Regions from separate parts of the Homo sapiens genome. Here region 1 is linked to region 2. The links are chromatin loops, found by intact Hi-C in ENCODE. Cell type or tissue: endothelial cell of umbilical vein. All regions are shown on one strand. Links, peaks and the distances in the headings refer to the core of each region. The heading gives the core; the rest is flanking DNA.

Region 1 (8,513 bases), core at 87-8,086, 110 kb before region 2:
CTTGAACTCCTGACCTCAGGTGATCCGCCCGCTTTGGCCTCCCAAAGTGCTGGGATTATAGGTGTGAGCCACCATGCCTGGCCCAGAATTTTTCTTTTTAAAGGTTGAATAGGCCAGGCGTGGTGACTCATGCCTATAATCGCAGCACTTTGGGAGGCCAAGGTGGGTGGATCACTTTATGTCAGGAGTTCGAGACCACCTTGGCCAACATGGTGAAACCCCGTCTCTACTAAAAATACAAAAATTAACCGGGCATGGTGGTGGGAGCCTGTAATCCCAGCTACTTGGGAGGCTAAGGCACAAGAATTGCTTGAACCCGGGAGGCAGAGGTTGCAGTGAGCCGAGATCCTGCCGTTGCACTTCGGTCTGGGCGACAGAGTAAGACTGTCTCTAAATAAATAAATAAATGTTGAATAATTATCTATTGGTATCCTCCAAACTTACTAGACGCCACCACAGCCTTTGCTGTTGCAGCCGGTTTGATCTATTGCCCCCCGAATATGCCTTACACGTACCTATCTCTGGTGCTTCGCTTATTCCATTTTCCCCTTTTGGAATGCTCTTCCTTTGTTCTTGGAACAAAGTTCCAAACAAAGTCCTTGTAACAAATTCCCGAGTTCTTGGCATGAACTCGAGCCCTGTTCATGCCATATTGTGCAGCTCAACCCCAACTTCTTTCAGGAAATATTCTTGAATGATGCCTTTACCCCATACCCCAGGCGCAGGCTTTCTCTCTCCTGGGGCCCGCAGATCTTACCGTCTGCACTGAGCGAAGCCTCCCTGCTACTGCTTCCCAGCCATGCGGCGAGCTCTTTGAAGGAAGCCGTGGCGGTATATTTCTCTTGTACCTCTGCTGAGCTCAGTATCAGAATGTGCACACAGCAGGTCCCTGATAAGTAAGTGCAAAAATGCATGAATAATATAATGTGTCCTAAGTCCCCTCCCTTCCAGTACATTCGATTTAACTCAGTAGACACATCCTGCGCCTGCCAGCTCATTCAGCCGCTCAGGGCTGCATCAGCCTGGAGTAGGCACGACTCAGATTTGAAGACTGATAGTCACGAACTCAAATTCCAGCTGGGCCACTCAGGGGCTGGGAGACCTTGGTCAGCCTTAATCTATTCACTCATGAGGAGGAAGATCCTAGGGGCTTTCTAGGGTTGGATGAGAAGCTGTTAGATCCCAGCAGTAAAGTATCTCATCCAGTATTTAGCACTTCAAGGTATGTAGCACACCTGGGGTTAGCGCGGTGGTGAATTTTATGAGTCATCTTGACTAGGTTAAGGGATGCTCAGATAAGCAGCAAAACATTATTCCTGGGTGTGTCAGTGCGGGGGGCGGGGTGGGGGGCATAGTTTTTGAAAGCGATTGGCATTTCCATCAGGGGACCCAGTAAAGAAGATCCGCTCTCTTCCCTGCGGGTGGGCCTCATCCAACCCATCGAGGAAGGCTTCATAGAACAAAGCGGCAGAGGAAAGGCCCATTGTCTCTCTTTTCTCCTGAGCTGGAACATGCATTTCTCCTGCCCTCCGACGTCAGAGCTCCTGGTTCTAGGGCCTTTGGACTCAGCCTGGGACCTCCATCATCAGCTTTCCTGAATCCCCAGTGCAGTGCAGACAGCAGATCTTAGGACATCGTGGCCTATGTAATCACACGCCAGTCCCTCATAATAAATCTCTTTCTACTGCTCTCTATACATCCTGTTGGTTCTGCTTCTCTGGAGAACCCTAATACAGTCAGGCACCGAGACACTGTCCCACGGCGGAAGGCACGCTTCCCCTACCCACCCTACCCTGGAGTTCTCACCAGGAACTAACCCAAAGCTCTGTGGTCAGTAACCTTTTCATATGGAGCTCAGCACAGCAGCTACAGGAGTAAGCTGCGTGTGGAAAGAAAGAAAGACAATCTCATATATCCTTTCATTATTAGACGGCCCCGTGGCCTTGTCCCTGCCCTATAATTGACCTTCGTGACTACCTGGCTTCACCCCCAACTGCGAAAGCACACCTCCGCCCTGCCACTGCCACCCGGGGCCTTATTTCACAGGAAACAAAACCGAAGGCAGGGTTTGGCTCCTGGTCACGTGACAACAAAGGGCTCGTGCTGGGACCTGGGACCACCTCAGGCTCAGAGGAAAGGCATGTCCCAGACCCGTTCCATTCAAAATCTGCGGCTGCCTGTTTTGATTCTGACATTTCCCCCCAAAGCCAAGTCCTTGGAGCAAGTGGAATTTCCAAGTTTTTTTATTGGTGGCCCCTGGTCTGATGACCCGCTCAGGAATCTATTTAAAATGTTTTTCTTTTAAATGACAGGAGTAGGTAAACAGGCTTTGAAAAAATATAAGCAATACAGATGGGTAGTACCAAGAAAAAATAGTGCCTGCCCCTCCCCGCAGCAATGCCTGGAGAGCAGACCCAGGCTAAGGAGAAGTGGCTGCCACTCGTTGAAAAAGAGCCGTCACTTTTTCACTTCTAGATTCTATCCAAGGAAAGCCCACCTTGTGGCTCCCGAAGCCACTGTTCTATTTCATTCCTATCGCTGTGAACTTCCCTGACGAGGGGTGATTCCTTGCTGCTGTGGCTTTCCTTGCTCCAGGCGCCCTCAGTGCTTGCAGCCTGGCCGCGTGTGCGCCTCTGCTGGGATGACCCGGTCCTGTTGCCCCGGGGCCCCATCGGAAGGCCGGCTTTCCCCACCTTGAGCGGCTCGGCATCTGCCGGCTGACCCCAGCCCTTCCTTCCTGGAAGCCCTTCCTTTCTCGGACTCTGACTTGCCACATGGCTTTGCTCAGATGCTCAGTCGGCGGGCAGCAGATGCCTTAAGCAGCCACTGCCGGGTGGATGTCCCATCTGGAAAGATCAGATCTGAGAGGTGATGTCATCCAGACCCAAGATCAGCAGAAACTGGGGCAAAAGCAAGCTCCGCAGCCTTCCAAAGAGTCCCGTCTGGAACCTAAGAGGGAGTTTGCCGATGAGAAAACAGGGCATGTTGGAGACGGCAGGGAGGCATGGTGTAGATTTTGTCACTCCCTGAGTAACAGAATTTGAAAAGATTGGATCAAATCAGATCAAAATGCTTACTCTGTGCTAGATGACAAAAAGAATACAAATAAATGTAAAATATGGACTCCCCCTCCAAGGAAACATAACAGTCTCCCTTCCCGGACAGTGCTGTGATTTGACTATATCAGGTAGGAGATTTAGCAGAAAAATCCAAAGCCCTGTCCTCTCATGTCACAGAGGTTCCTTGTCACCTCCAGCAGTGGCACCGACATCGTAAGGATCAGGCTCCTCCCGGTTTCAGTGTGTCCTCCCTGGGGTGCAGGACCTGTCCTTGCAGCTGCTGGAACTTGGGTCATTACGTTGAAATTCCAGCCGTGGGGACTGGAAGGGATGCTCCGCCCTTGAGGACATGAACTCCTAGAAGTGGCACACACTGCTTCTGCTCACATCTCCTTGTCCAGCACTGAGTGAGTTCAGGGAGGCGTGAAGGCGGCGCTTTCTCCAGGGGCACGTGCTCACTTTTGGGGTACCAGCTGGAAGAAGGGGAGAAGAGGCACGCAGGCATCACAAGCATTTTCAAGCAGCAAATAGTGCACTGTGGTGGGGGTAAAGGAGACACGGACGTCTGGAGGCAGCTGGCATCTGTGAGACACTGGACCGTGCCCGGGTTCTGAGACGGCACATCTGATGAAGGCCACCCAGCCTGTGTGCCCCACTCACAAAGGCGCTCAGGATCTCAGTGCTGGAGGCCCTCCAGGGCCGTGTGTCCCCGCACCTTTTGATTGAATGCACCCCTCCAGAGGCGCTGTCACCCTCCCGGGCAATTTGGCATTCCTGTAATGTACATGGTTCTTTTTCGGCTTGAACTTCAACCTGCTCGAGACTTCTACCCAGGAATAATTAAATGCAGCAACCCAGCCCTGAACTGAGTGCCTGCTCTGTGCCAGGTGGGGAGAATGTGGGGGTCGGCTGAGAAGGGGATCCCATCCTAGGATCCTAGGACCCTTCTAAATCAAGTCACAGAGCGATGCTGACAAACGGAAAATAAGTAGGTCTTTATAGCCCACAAAGTGTGCAGAGAGTGGTGCTGGGCCTCGAGTGACAGTGTGTACAGTGGTGACGGGCAGGCACCCTGAGAGATGGGGACAGTGAGGCTGCAAGGCAGGACTAGTGGGGCAGCTAAGGGACTGGGGCTTGATCTCCAGGGGCACTGGGCCAGAAACCTGCAGCAACTGAACCCCTTTCCCAGCCCCCAGAGGGCGGCCGGATGGTGGGGCCCCATCCCTGCCTGGCCTCCCCGGGCACCACTGTCCACTGTCTGCTTCCATCCCCAAGGCTCTCTGGGCCCTGGGGCAGACCTTGGAACAGGTTACTGTGGACCATGGGGACCCCCAGCACCCCCTGAAAATGCTGTCTTTTGTTCCATCAGACCCAGTAGCTCTCCAGGCTCTCCTGACCCCAGTGTCCCTGTGGAGAGGAGGCCCCAGGCACTGGGGAGCTGGGGCTTGCATCCAGGCCAGTGGCAGGGGGGCCACGCTCCCAGGGCCCGGCCACACCCCCTGGGCAGGCGGCCTGCCACACGCTGCTGGCTTTTTCCATATTTACTCCTGAACTTTCCTTCAAACAATCAAGAGGATGTACCCTCAGCCCAGCTGCCAGGATACACGTGTCCTCAGCCTTTTCCAGGGAGGGAGCTGCTGCCCTGGGGGTGGGGGGTGGGGGCAGTGCTGGGACGGGAAGGAAACCCAGCCCGCTCCATCCAGGAAGCAATAAGCCGCCATCACTGGTTCCACAGCCGCTTGTTCCTCAGTTCGGGAAAGAGGGACATCCAGCACCAGGTGGCAGCGGGTGCTGGGGGCTGCCCCTGCTCCATCCACCAGCACTCAGGCTCCCCATGTTACAGAAGGTGGCTGGTCAGACATGAGCAGGGCAGGAGAGGCACCCCCACCCCCCCAGGAGTGTCCGCGACCATCAAGGGATGGTCAGGCGGTTGGTGACTGTCTCTCTAAAATAATAATGGGGCCGGGTGTGGTGGCTCATGCCTCTAATCCCAGCACTTTGGGAGGCTGAGGCAGGTGATCACTTGAGGCCAGGAGTTCGAGACCAGCCTGGCCAAAATGGTGAAACCCCATCTCTACCGAAAATACAAAAATTAGCTGGGTGTGGTGGTGCATGCCTGTAATCCCAGCTACTCAGGAGGCTGAGGCAGGAGAATTGCTTCAACCCGGGAGGCACAGGTGGCAGTGAGCTGAAATCGCGCCACTGCACTCCAGCCTGGGCAACAGAGACTCCATTTCAAAAAAATAAAATTAAATTAAAAATAACAATAATAATAATAATTGGTTGCAGCCAGCTCCAGGGAAAGGCAGTCTCCTAATAGAAAACACCTGAAGCTGGCCATCAGCAGCTTCCCCATGAGACCTCAGGAGCTGGGCAGGTGGGCTCACACGTGTGCACCGAGAGGTGAAATGGCGGAGTATAAGCGGTATATGACATTCTAGGGACATTCGACTGGCATGGGAAGAACGCCTCAAGGGAGCATGTGTACAGCTCCAGTGCGCACACTGCGCATGCTCCCCTCCCAAGCGCTGGCCGCCACTGTGCATGCGACAGCCCATCCCGAGGGAGGAATCGGGGAGAATGGATGCAAGCCCCCGGCAGGCCACCATACAAAACCCCAAGTCAAAGGTCAAGCGTCGCACTTGTCTTTCGAGTCGCCTGCTGGGCCCGCGTCCAAGTGTACTTTCCTTTCTTTTCATTCCAGCTCTAAAGCTTTTTAATAAACTTTCACTCCTGCCCTAAAACTTGCCCCAGTCTCTCCTGCCTCATGCCCCTCAAATTCGTTCTTCTGAGGAGGTTGCTGCAGCCCTGTATGGATTCGCCGCTAACATCTTCCGCTGCCGTGTGACTCAGATAACTTCCATCGCTAACGTGGAGAGGTCTGTGCCTAAGCGGGGCCAAGTCTGTGATGGGGGCTTCCCATGGGTGGGCTTCGGGCTCTCTCTCTGTTGCTCTCTCTCTCTCTCTCTCTCTCTCGCCAGGACCTTGTTTTCCAGTCTCAATCAGCCATGCGAGGTGCTCCCTTCCACTACCTCTGAGGACACGCAATTGTTGCCAGAACCTAGAGGGCATCACTGTTGAAACTCCCCTGGGCTCGGGGGCTGTAGGCAGAGCAGAAGCCCCTCCTTTAGGCCCCCAAGCTCCACTTCAACAAACCACGTGGCTGTAACCAGGGCTTCCAGGTATGTGAGTTTGCCAGGGCTGCTGTCACATAGCACCACACACCAGGGGCTTAAACAGCAGGCACATCCTGTCTCACAGTTCTGGAGGCCAGAGACCAAGGTGTGGGCAGGGCTGGTTCCTTCTGAGGCTGTGAGGCCTCTGCCTTGGCCTTCTAGTAACTTGGGCTGAGCAGGGGGACAGAGCCGGCCTTGGCTCTTAAAGCCACAGGGCCCTTAAGGTGCCCCACAGGCTGGGGCAGGCACCACATCCAGTCCTGGAGCTGGGGGCCTTCAAATTCAACTTGCATCTGCCACCAGCATGCAGCTCGTCACCTCCCCTTCCCAGCCAAGCAGTGACAATGAAGGCCAAAATCCCTGGGAGCTGATGCCAGGTGGAAAACGCCCTCTAGATGAGGAATTGGGATGTGTGTACAATTCGAGGAATCTGATGAATAATTTGGGAGTCACTGAAGTGGGTAAGTCCACTGTATCCTTCAGCCGCGTCATGCACTGTGGAAGAACGCCGGGTGGGTTTCTTTCTCCTTTTTGATACCCACACTCACTGCCTCCCTCAATAATAAAACTGCATCCATTACAGGCCGAATTCCTGCTCCTGGAGAAGACGGGCACGGATGGGTGCAAGGGGCATTCAGGAAGGGGCTGACCCAGGGGGGCCGGAGACAGACAGCAGGGGCACTCAAGGCGATGCCGACAGGGTTCCCAGGGGCACTGAGGATGGGAGCCTGGCGGGTGAGCACCCAAGCCCAGCAAGGTCTACCCTTCCTCCCCTGGCCTGGAGGCTGTGGACCACCACCACACAGGCCCATGGGCTCAGGGCTCTCGGGCTTGCAACAGGACATGGAGAAAAGACTGAGAAGCCCAGCCCACAGTGGGGGTTTCTGGAATGTTCCCTTGGGAATGGAAGGAACAGGGACCTCTGCAAAGGCTGATTTGATTTTGTTGCCAAGCCTTTTATATAAGCCTTTCTCAGTCCCCCCACAGCCCCCCTACACTTGAATTTCTGCTTCTGGATATGTGTGCACAGATGGATAAAAATCAAACATAGAATGTGATGTCCCTCTCCAGAACATGTAAAGAACTACAATTCCTCAATGACAGCAACAGGAAAAAGCCCAGGCTGGGTGCCGTGGCTCATGCCTGTAATCCCAGCACTTTGGGAGGCTGAGGTGGGTGGGTCACCTGAGGTCAGGAGTTCGAGACCAGCCTGGCCAACATGGCAAAATACCATCTCTACTAAACATACAAAAAATTAGCCAGGTGTGGCGAATGCCTGTAATCCCAGCTACTCGGGAGGCAGAGGCAGGAGAATTGCTTGAACCCGGGAGGCGGAGGTCGCAGTGAGCCGAGATCACGCCACTGCACTCCAGCTTGGGCAACAAGAGAGAAACTCTGTCTCGAAAGAAAGAAAAAAAGTTAAACACAGAATTACCCTATGACCCAGCAGTTTCACGCCCGGGTATATATCCAAAAGAACTGAAAGCAGAGACTCCAACAGAGAGTGCACACCCATGTTCACAGCAGTGTTATTCACAGTCACCAGAAGGTGGAAGCGACCCACTTGTCCCTCCGCAGAGGGACGCATCAGTGCAGTGAGGCCCAGTCACACAGTAGATGCTAGTCAGCCATGGGCAGGCATGAAACTCGAATACCTGTTACCACACCGGTGAACCTCAAGAACACTACGTTAAGTGAAAAAACCAGACACAAAGGGACAAACTCCTCGAAAACACCACGTTAAGTGAAAAAACCAGACACAAAGGGACAGACTCCTCGACAACACCACGTTAAGTGAAAAAACCAGACACAAAGGGACAAACTCCTCGAAAACACCACGTTAAGTGAAAAAACCAGACACAAAGGGACAGACTCCTCGACAACACCACGTTAAGTGAAAAAACCAGACACAAAGGGACAGACTCCTCGACAACACCACGTTAAGTGAAAAAACCAGACACAAAGGGACAGACTCCTCGACAACACTACGCTAAGTGAAAAAACCAGACACAAAGGGACAGACTCCTCGACAACACTACATTAAGTGAAAAAACCAGACACAAAGGGACATGACTCCTCGACAACACTACGCTAAGTGAAAAAACCAGACACAAAGGGACATGACTCCACTGATATGAGGCACCCGGAAGAGGCAAATTCATAGAGAGAAAAGTCCAGTGGCGGTTACCAGGGGCTGGGAGGAGGAGGAAATAGAGAGTGTTTTGTGGGTGCAAAGTTTCAGCAGGGGATAATGAACAAGTTCTGGGGGTGGATGTTG
Region 2 (8,513 bases), core at 156-8,155:
CTTTATGTTCTTCTCTGTAACATAAACAAAGTCACCAGAACCTATGAATTAGGTGAGGGCCTCAGGGATGTAGAACACAGCTCTGGTCTCCAGGACAGATCCAGAGAAAAAAGGAAAAGAAGCCAAGTAAGACCCATACTTCAGGAATTAACAAAATGAAATTTAAAAAACCAAAGTAACAGCCCAGAAAGCCAGAGACTCAACAGGCAGCTGAACTGTGAGGGGCTGTCTGCAGCGTGTGTGCCTGGGCACAGGCAGCCCCCACGGAATAGACGGGCACTTGCGCTTAGGCACGAACTGCTCAGGCTGGTGGGCCGTCCACCCGACTTCATCACAAATGGGAATTTTTTAAAAGTGATCTGTTTTTAAACTAAAAATGCTAAGTTTCTAATGAATTAAATGCAAAGAACTCTTAAAAACATAGCTATACTGAATGCATTTTTCCCATTTATTTGATCAACTCTTTACTATTCTCTCAAAATACTTAGGTTTTAAAATGAAAAATGAAAAGCAGAAGACAGATTAAAACCAGCAATATAGGATTTTGTTACATTTCAAATGACATTTAGAGCTGAGGAGAAGGACCATCAAAATATTCTTAAGAAATATAGCTTTTAAGGCCAGGTGAGGTGGCTCACGCCTGTAATCCCAGCACTTCAGGAGGTCGAGGCAGGCGGATCATTTGAGGCCAGGAGTTCAAGACCAGACTGGCCAACATGATGAAACCCCATCGCTACTAAAAATACAAAAATTAGCTGGGCATGGTGACATGCACCTGTAATCACAGCTACTCTGAGGCTAAGGCACGAGAATTGCTTGAAACTGGGAGGCGGAGGTTACAGTGAGCTGAGATCATGGCACTGCACTCCAGCCTGGGCGACAGAGCAAACTCTCTCAAAAAAAAAAAATCAAATAGGAAAAGTATGAATTTGAGATATGTAATAATACCAACATGCATGGAAGGATAATTAGTAGCTCTGAAGACTTTTCCTACACCTGTGAGGGAATCTCAATATCTAGGGGGTTTCTCGGGTCATAGATCAACTTTTGTAAACCACTATTTTCTCTCTACCTAACTTAACATCTAAAATGCATGCCAATTCTAGATAATTGGGAAAACTTAACAGAAGGAAAGCAATCATGAGTATCTTATCTAAATATGGATATTATCTATCCAAAAGTAACTGACCTCCCGCTAAGTTCCCAAATGTATATTCAGTATCTCTTTCCCAATAACCCACATAAAAAAGGAAAGGGAGAGGAAAGGATCATTCGGAACACCTGCAAATAAAGAAGCAAGTAATTTCAACCAAAAATACATACGGAGTTCTTATTCCACATCTTGACAATTCGAGAGTCAGCAGACAAAATCAGATCTAATGAATCCTGGAAATGAACGGACTTAATGGGCAGCCCATACTGGTGATCTTTAACTAGCAATGGCTTATCAGATCGAAGGTCATATAATAAAACCTGAAAAAAAATTATTTCTGTTTAAACAAACTAGACATTTTATCTTCAAAGGAAATATTTCTAAGTGAGAATAATGGCAGCCATTTGCTTCATCGCTTTGTTATGAACACAATGAACACCCTTACTCAAGGTGCTGAGATTTGAGATTCTTTCCAGAAAGATCTCTTAAATAATCCTTAGAGTATACATTTTATGAATTCAACCCCAAGATTAATTTGTAAGAGCTACTGAACATACTAAGAAAGAACAAAAAATGAAAGCCCATAAGAATTTAATTTGTTCAACAAATATATACTGAGGGCCTATGTACCAGGCAGTGTCATAGCAACAGATATAAACAAAAATGAAAGACATAATCAGGAACAGTCCTAGTAGATCAAGACAGATGGTGGTGGCAAGGCTATGACTTCTTGGGAGAAGGGAGAATCTCTTCGGACCCGTCACTAGAGGCAAGGAAGCCTGGGAAAGCTCCCCTAGGATTAAGTCCCAGGTGACAGATGCCCTCTAGCCCATGATGACAAAGAAAGTAAATCCTCCAAGGCAGGGTTTCAGACCTCTTGTAGGAGGCAAGTGTACAGGCTCTGCCTTGAAGGAAAGAAAGAAGTACTCCTCAGACTAGCACTGCTAATGCATGTTCTGCTGACCACTCATGGCATGTGCTATAGTTAATGATGCTATATTAAAAAAAAAAAAGTTCCTTGAACACACAAATTTTGGAAATATTTATTAAACATATTTCTTGTCTGCAAGAATTCCTGAGAGCCTTCATTAAAACAGTATTGAAACCCACTGTCAATCTTCAAGAGTAAAAGTCTGGCAGACTCCCAAGACTGTCTGACCACAGAATTCTGTTGCATAGACTCTGAAAAATGCTGTTCCAAACCACTAACAAGAGAATACCTATGGCCAAGCCCGGTGGCTCACGCCTGTAATCCCCACACTTTGTGAGGCCAAGGGTGGGGGGATCGCCTGAGCCCAGGAGTTCAAGACCAGCTTGGGCAACACAGTGAGACCCTGTCTCTACAAAAAGTCAAAAAATTAGCCAGGTGTGGTGGTGCAGGCCTATCCCACTGCAGCTCTAAGTCCACAGCACTGCAGACTGACCAAGGCAAGAGTCAAGATTTCTCAAGGTGTGGAAGAATCCAGCATTCTGGAATACCCTCTGGTCTGGCTAAAATAGTATGATCTCATTTTCTGTTCCTGCAGTGTATTTCTCATGACACATACACACACCACTGAAATACCAACTTACATGTGGTTTCCAAATTAAACATATTTACCTGCCCTGTGGTTGTTCCAACTGCCATGGTCAAGGCACCATTAAATTTCAAAGCAGAGATTGTTGGTAAACTGTTTATCCTGAAAAGCAAAATATTCATGCTTCATGAATATACGGCCAAACCTCCTTCCAAGTAACAAGTTCATTATTAGTCTTCACTTCAAATCTAATGGGGGGGGGGGGGAGGAATCACATTTCTAGGCTTCTGTTTAAAAGGTAACTGCAGCCTGGTAAGATGACTCGCACCTGTAATACCAGCACTTTGGGAGGCTGAGGTGGGAGGATTTCTTGAGGCCAAGAATTCAAGACCAGCTTGGGTAACACAGTGAGACACCATCTCTACAAAAAATTAAAAAAAAAAAAAATAGCCAGTTGTGGTGGCACACACCTGTTGTCCCAGCTACTTGGGTGGCTGAGGCAAGAGACTGCTTGAGCCTGGGAGGTCAAGGCTGCAGTGAGCTGTGATCATTCCACTGCGCTGCAGTGGAGCTCTGCTGGGACAACAGAGCAAGACCCTGTCTCAAAAATAGTAAGTAAATAGTAATTTTATTCAAACTTTCATAATCAAAGTTACACTTTATATACAAAACGTAATCTACTTTCTTCCATTTTAATTAAGCCAGAATAAGGTATTTATAGAAACATCCCCTTTCATACTTAAGAAGACATAGTTTTGTTTGGACATGGGTACACCATTTCCACTTTAAAATTAGCCAAGTTCAGCTAAAATAAAAGACTAATCCTCAAATGGGGACCCTAGAGCCTCTGAAAGTACCAAAGACAGAGTGAATGCTATGGCCACGACTCTAGAATATGCTTCTCACATACCAACCAAGACAATCAGCACCAAAAGCAATGATCTCCAGTGGAAAGAGTGCTAGGCGATGAGTCAGAAGTGGACAATATCACTATCAATCCTATCGTCCACATGCCCTTGGCCCAGGACCTAGAGTCCTGGCTGTTGGCTGTCGGCATCATCAGGTCTCTTCTGCCACCTAGAGCTTGAGCCTGTAACTGCGCTGGGGCACCTGTGGGAACCTCGAAGCCTCATATGCACAGCAACTTTAGTCACTTACTCTTCAAAGTATACTTAATCATTTCTTTCAGTATAGTGATATACTTCTCTACTTATTCCTTTGTCATTTTCTTCACATATTTTTTTTGGAGACAGGGTTTCACTCCCGTCGCCCAGGCTGGAGTGCAGTGGCATGATCTCAGCTCTCTGCAACCTCCACCTTCCGGTTCAAGCAATTCTCCTGCTTCAGCCTCCCGAGTAGCTGGGACTACAGATGTGTGCCACCACTCCCAGCTAATTTTTGTATTTTTTTGTAGAGATGGGTTTTCACCATGTTGCCCAGGCTGGTATTGAACTCCTGATCTCAAGTGATCTGCCTGCCTTGGCCTCCCAAAGTGCTGGGATTACAGGTGTGAGCCACCACACCTGGCCCATATATGTTCTTATCGAGTTTTACAATTTTTGTTGTTATTAGAATGTTTTTCCATTTATAACCTTTTTAACTGGATAGTGCTGACAAGGTCACTGATTTTTGAACATTTTATAACCAATTTATTTAACTGTTATATTAGTTCTTATAGATTTTCAGTTATTCTCCTGAGTTTCTCAGGCACAGAAACTTATGTCATCTGGAAATGACAGCCTGCTTCCCCTATTCAACACTTACACTTATTGCCTTCTCGTATTGGTTCCACTAGAAGTGACAGCTTATAAGGTTTGTAGGGAAAACAAACAAAAAAAAAGCAAAGCATTAAAAAAAAAAAAAGTAAAATTACCTAAAACCAAATCAGAAAAAAAACCCTAGTTTTAACACTCGGGTATACATCCAGTCTTCTTCCTATGACTATGTTTGTGTTCACTGCTTTTCTGATAACGATGTGGTAACACTTTATTTATTTGTTTGTTTGTGATGGAGTTTTGCTCTTGTTGCCCAGGTTGGAGTGCAATGGCATGATCTTGGCTCACTGCAACCTCCGCCTCCTGGGTTCAAGTGATTCTCCTGCCTCAGCCTCCCAAGTACTTGGGATTACAGGCATGCGCCACCACGCCCAGCTAATTTTGTATTTTTAGTAGAGACAGGGTTTCTCTGTGTTGGTCAGGCTGGTCTCAAACTCCCGACCTCAGGTAATCCACCTGCCTCAGCCTCCCAAAGTGCTGGGATTACAGGCATGAGCCACCATGCCCAGCCTATTTATTTATGTTTGAGATGGAGTCTCACTCTGTTACCCAGGCTGGAGTACAGTGGGGTGACCTCGGCTCACTGCAACCTCTGCCTCCCGGGTTCAGGCGATTCTCCTGCCTCAGCCTCCTGGGTACTTGGGATTACAGGCATGCACCACCATGCCCGGCTAATTTTGTATTTTTAGTAGAGACAGGGTTTCACCATGTTGGCCAGGCTGGTCTTGAACTCCTAACCTCAAGTGATCCTCCAGCTTCGGCCTTTCAAAGTGCTGGGATTACAGGTGTGAGCCACCGTGCCTGGTCTATATTAGTTCTTATAGATTTTCAGTTACTCTCCTGAGTTTCTCAGGCAGAGAAACTTACATCATCTGCAAATAATGACAGCCTGCTTCCCCTATCCAACACTTACACTTACTGCTTTCTCATATTGTATGGGCTCCACCTAGAAGTGACAGCTTCTAAGGTTTGTAGGGAAAACAAAAACGAAAAAGCTAAGCATTAAAAAAAAATTAAAAAATAAAATTACCTAAAAGCAAATCGGAAAAAAAAAAACCCTCTAGTTTTTACATTCTGGAATACACCCAGCCTTCTTCCTATGACTATGCTTGTGTTCACTGTTTTTCTGATAACAATGTGGTAACACTCTATAGTCAACAGTATGGCTCGCTTTTCCACTGACAGGCGCATTTGGACCACCTTTCCCTAGTAATAAATATGCTTCTGCAACATAATTCCTAAAGGCTGAGTAACATGTATGCCATTGACGAATATTTTTTTCATCTATAAAATAAATACAATAACAGTGCCTACAGCAAAGGGCTGTCGTATTAAATAAGTTAATATATGTAAAGAACTTAGACCCAGTACCTGGCAAATAGAAAGCACTATCTGTCAGCTACTATTTCTACTAAGCTTTATTTAATCAATATCCTCAGGCTCTTTCTAAGACTTATTATTAGCAGTGCTGTGATGGACGTCCCAGGCTGAGGAGAGTGAGCAATGTATGCTCTGGGCATGCAGGGAGACATTTAACCTGAGGTTATGTTTTCTGTAGGGCAATTTAGCAATGTACCAAAAACCTTCAAAACATGTATGCTATTTAATCCAGAAATTCAGGTTCTAGGTATCATTTCTCAGGAAATAATCATAAAACTGTAAATGGATGTATAATAGTGAAAACTCTTCTGATTGGTTTAAATGTAGAAATTAGGCAAACAGGAACAAGAAAATATTAAAAAAACACTTGCTTCCTTCCACCTTAGAATTCAAAGCACACCTCTGTGGACTTTGTGGTGGACTCCTGGTTCTATCACTAGATTCTACAAAATTGGAATACAAATTCCTGTAGTGTAATTGTTTTAATAAAATCGTACAGCAACTAAAGAAATAAGGCCTTCTGTATAGTATTTTGGAAAGAAATTCTATCTGGCTTACTCACTAGTGAGCTTTTACAGGAGAGGATCTTTATGAAAAACAATCATGGAAAGTACAATTTCAGATATCCTGTAGCAATTTATTTGAATTTAATATAGACACATTACTTAAATTAAAAGTTGATGAACATTTACATTGCAAATTAATTTCTACTTACTCTGAATCTGCTGTGACACTGTTTAAGGCGCAGTCTAACAGGCCAACTCTGTTTCGAGTTCTTGGGTCCCAGCACTCCACTCTACCCTATGCAAATGAAAAACAATTTTAAATAAAAGCTGTAGAAGGCGGGGCATGGTGGCTCATGCCTGTAATCCCAGCACTTTGGGAGGCCGAGGCGGGCTGATCACCTGAAGCCAGGAGTTTGAGACTAGTCTGACTAACATGGCGAAACTCTGTTTCTACTAAAAATACAAAAAATTAGCTGGGTATGTGGTGCACGCCTGTAATCCCAGCTACTTGGGAGGCTAAGGCAGAAGAACTGCTTGAACCCGGGAGGTGGAGGTTGCAGTGAGCCGAGATTATGCCACTGCACACCAGTCTGAGCGACAGAGCAAGACTTCGTCTCAAAAAAAAAAAAAAAGCTGCTAAGAAATCCTTAAAACACATACAAAAATAAACCACATTAACATTGTTTATTTCATAGAAAAAGTCCTTATTTTTAAGAAATCCATTTTAAAGTATTTAGGGAAGAAATATCATAATGCCTGCAACTTATTTTCAAAAGGTTCAAAAAACATTTTTAATACATGTACATTTTTATGGGAAAAGAAAATGCAAAATATATATATCACTAAACTTTTACAAAGATGTGAACTTTTTAAAAATAAAAAGCTGGGGAAAATTTTTTTTAATGAAAAGAAGAATCCCGGCCAGGCGCGGTGGCCACGCCTGTAATCCCAGCACTTTGGGAGGCCAAGATGGGGAGATCACGAGGTCAGGAGATCGAGACCATCCTGGCTAACACAGTGAAACCCAGTCTCTACTAAAAAATACAAAAAATTAGCCGGGCATGGTGGCGGGCGCTTTTAGTCCCAGCTACTTGGGAGGCTGAGGCAGGAGAATGGCATGAACCCGGGAGGCTGGAGCTTGCAGTGAGCCGAGATCGCACCACTGCACTCCAGCCTGGGCGACAGAGCGAGACTCCGTCTCCAAAAAAAAAAAAAATACAAAATTAGCCAGGCATAGTGGCGCATGCCCGTAATCCCACACACTAGGAGGCTGAGGCAGGAGAATTGCTTGAACCCGGGAGGCAGAGGCTACAGCGAGCTGAGCGTGCCACTGCACTCCTGCCTAGGCAACAGAGAGAGACTCCGTCTAAAAAAAAAAAAAACCCAAAAAAACAGAACAGGCCGGGCATGGTGGCTTATGCCTGTAATCCCAGCACTTTTGAAGGCCGAGGTAGGTGGATCACCTGAGGTCAGGAGTTCGAGACCAGCCTGGCCAATGGTGAAACCCCGTCTCTACTAAAAATACAAAATTAGCTGGGCATGGTGGCAGGTGCTTGTAATCCCAGCTATTCGGGAGCCTGAGGCAAGAGAATCGCTTGAACCTGGGAGGCAGACATTGCGGTGAGCCGAGTCCAGCCTGGGAAACAAAGCAAGACTGTCTCAAAAAAAAACAGAATGGAGAAACTGTAGTACGTCCATTTAAACTGAGTATTAGCCATTACAAAGAATGATGTGAATATACATGTACTAGAATTGTGTCCACAAAAAAGCAATTTACTTTTTTAAATGAGGGGTCGTTGTTTGTGTGTTTGAGACAAGGTCTTGTTCAGTCGCCCAGCTGGAGTGCAGGGCACAATCACAGCGTATTGCAGCCTCCACCTTGTAGGCTCAATCCATCCTCTCACCTCAGCTTCCCCAGTAGCTGCATCTATGGTATGCACCACGCCTGTCTAATTTTTGGATTTTTGGTAGAGAAGAGGTGTCGCCATGTTGCCCAGGCTGGTCTCGAACTCCTGGACTCAAGCGTTCCACCCACTCGCACTTCCAAAGAGCTGGGATGACGGACGTGAGCCACCACACCCAGCCAACATTTGTGTTTTTAAAAAAATGCTTGTGCAAACAGAAAAACCTGAGAGGATACACAGCAAATTATTAACAGTATTTACCTAAGGAAACAGGAATA

What was found. A loop is a pair of places that touch in the nucleus more often than their neighbours do. Peaks named below come from ENCODE experiments on the same cell type or tissue, not always from the same donor. Only the 100,000 strongest peaks of a DNase experiment are listed, where the experiment ranks them.
Region 1: it touches region 2 in a loop (2.9-fold over the local background); 5 of 110 quality-filtered maps call a loop at or near these places.

What each region holds. Positions count from the first base shown.
Region 1 is chr2:10,546,092-10,554,604 of GRCh38, forward strand. It overlaps LOC105373426 (a long non-coding RNA gene), which reads right to left and starts at 874. Exons shown (of 3, transcript XR_001739284.2): 1 at 758-874. RefSeq lists enhancers at 120-991, 1,081-2,280, 1,862-2,733, 4,476-5,345. In endothelial cell of umbilical vein, for the core only: no CTCF peak of the experiment used is centred there; DNase peaks (open chromatin) are centred at 2,660 and 4,660.
Region 2 is chr2:10,656,419-10,664,931 of GRCh38, forward strand. It overlaps NOL10 (nucleolar protein 10), which reads right to left. Exons shown (of 21, transcript NM_024894.4): 9 at 6,541-6,626; 10 at 2,754-2,832; 11 at 1,324-1,473. Among named protein-coding and RNA genes, the nearest start is that of NOL10, 29 kb to the right of the region's middle. In endothelial cell of umbilical vein, for the core only: a CTCF peak has its summit at 3,777 (motif pointing left); a DNase peak (open chromatin) is centred at 3,703.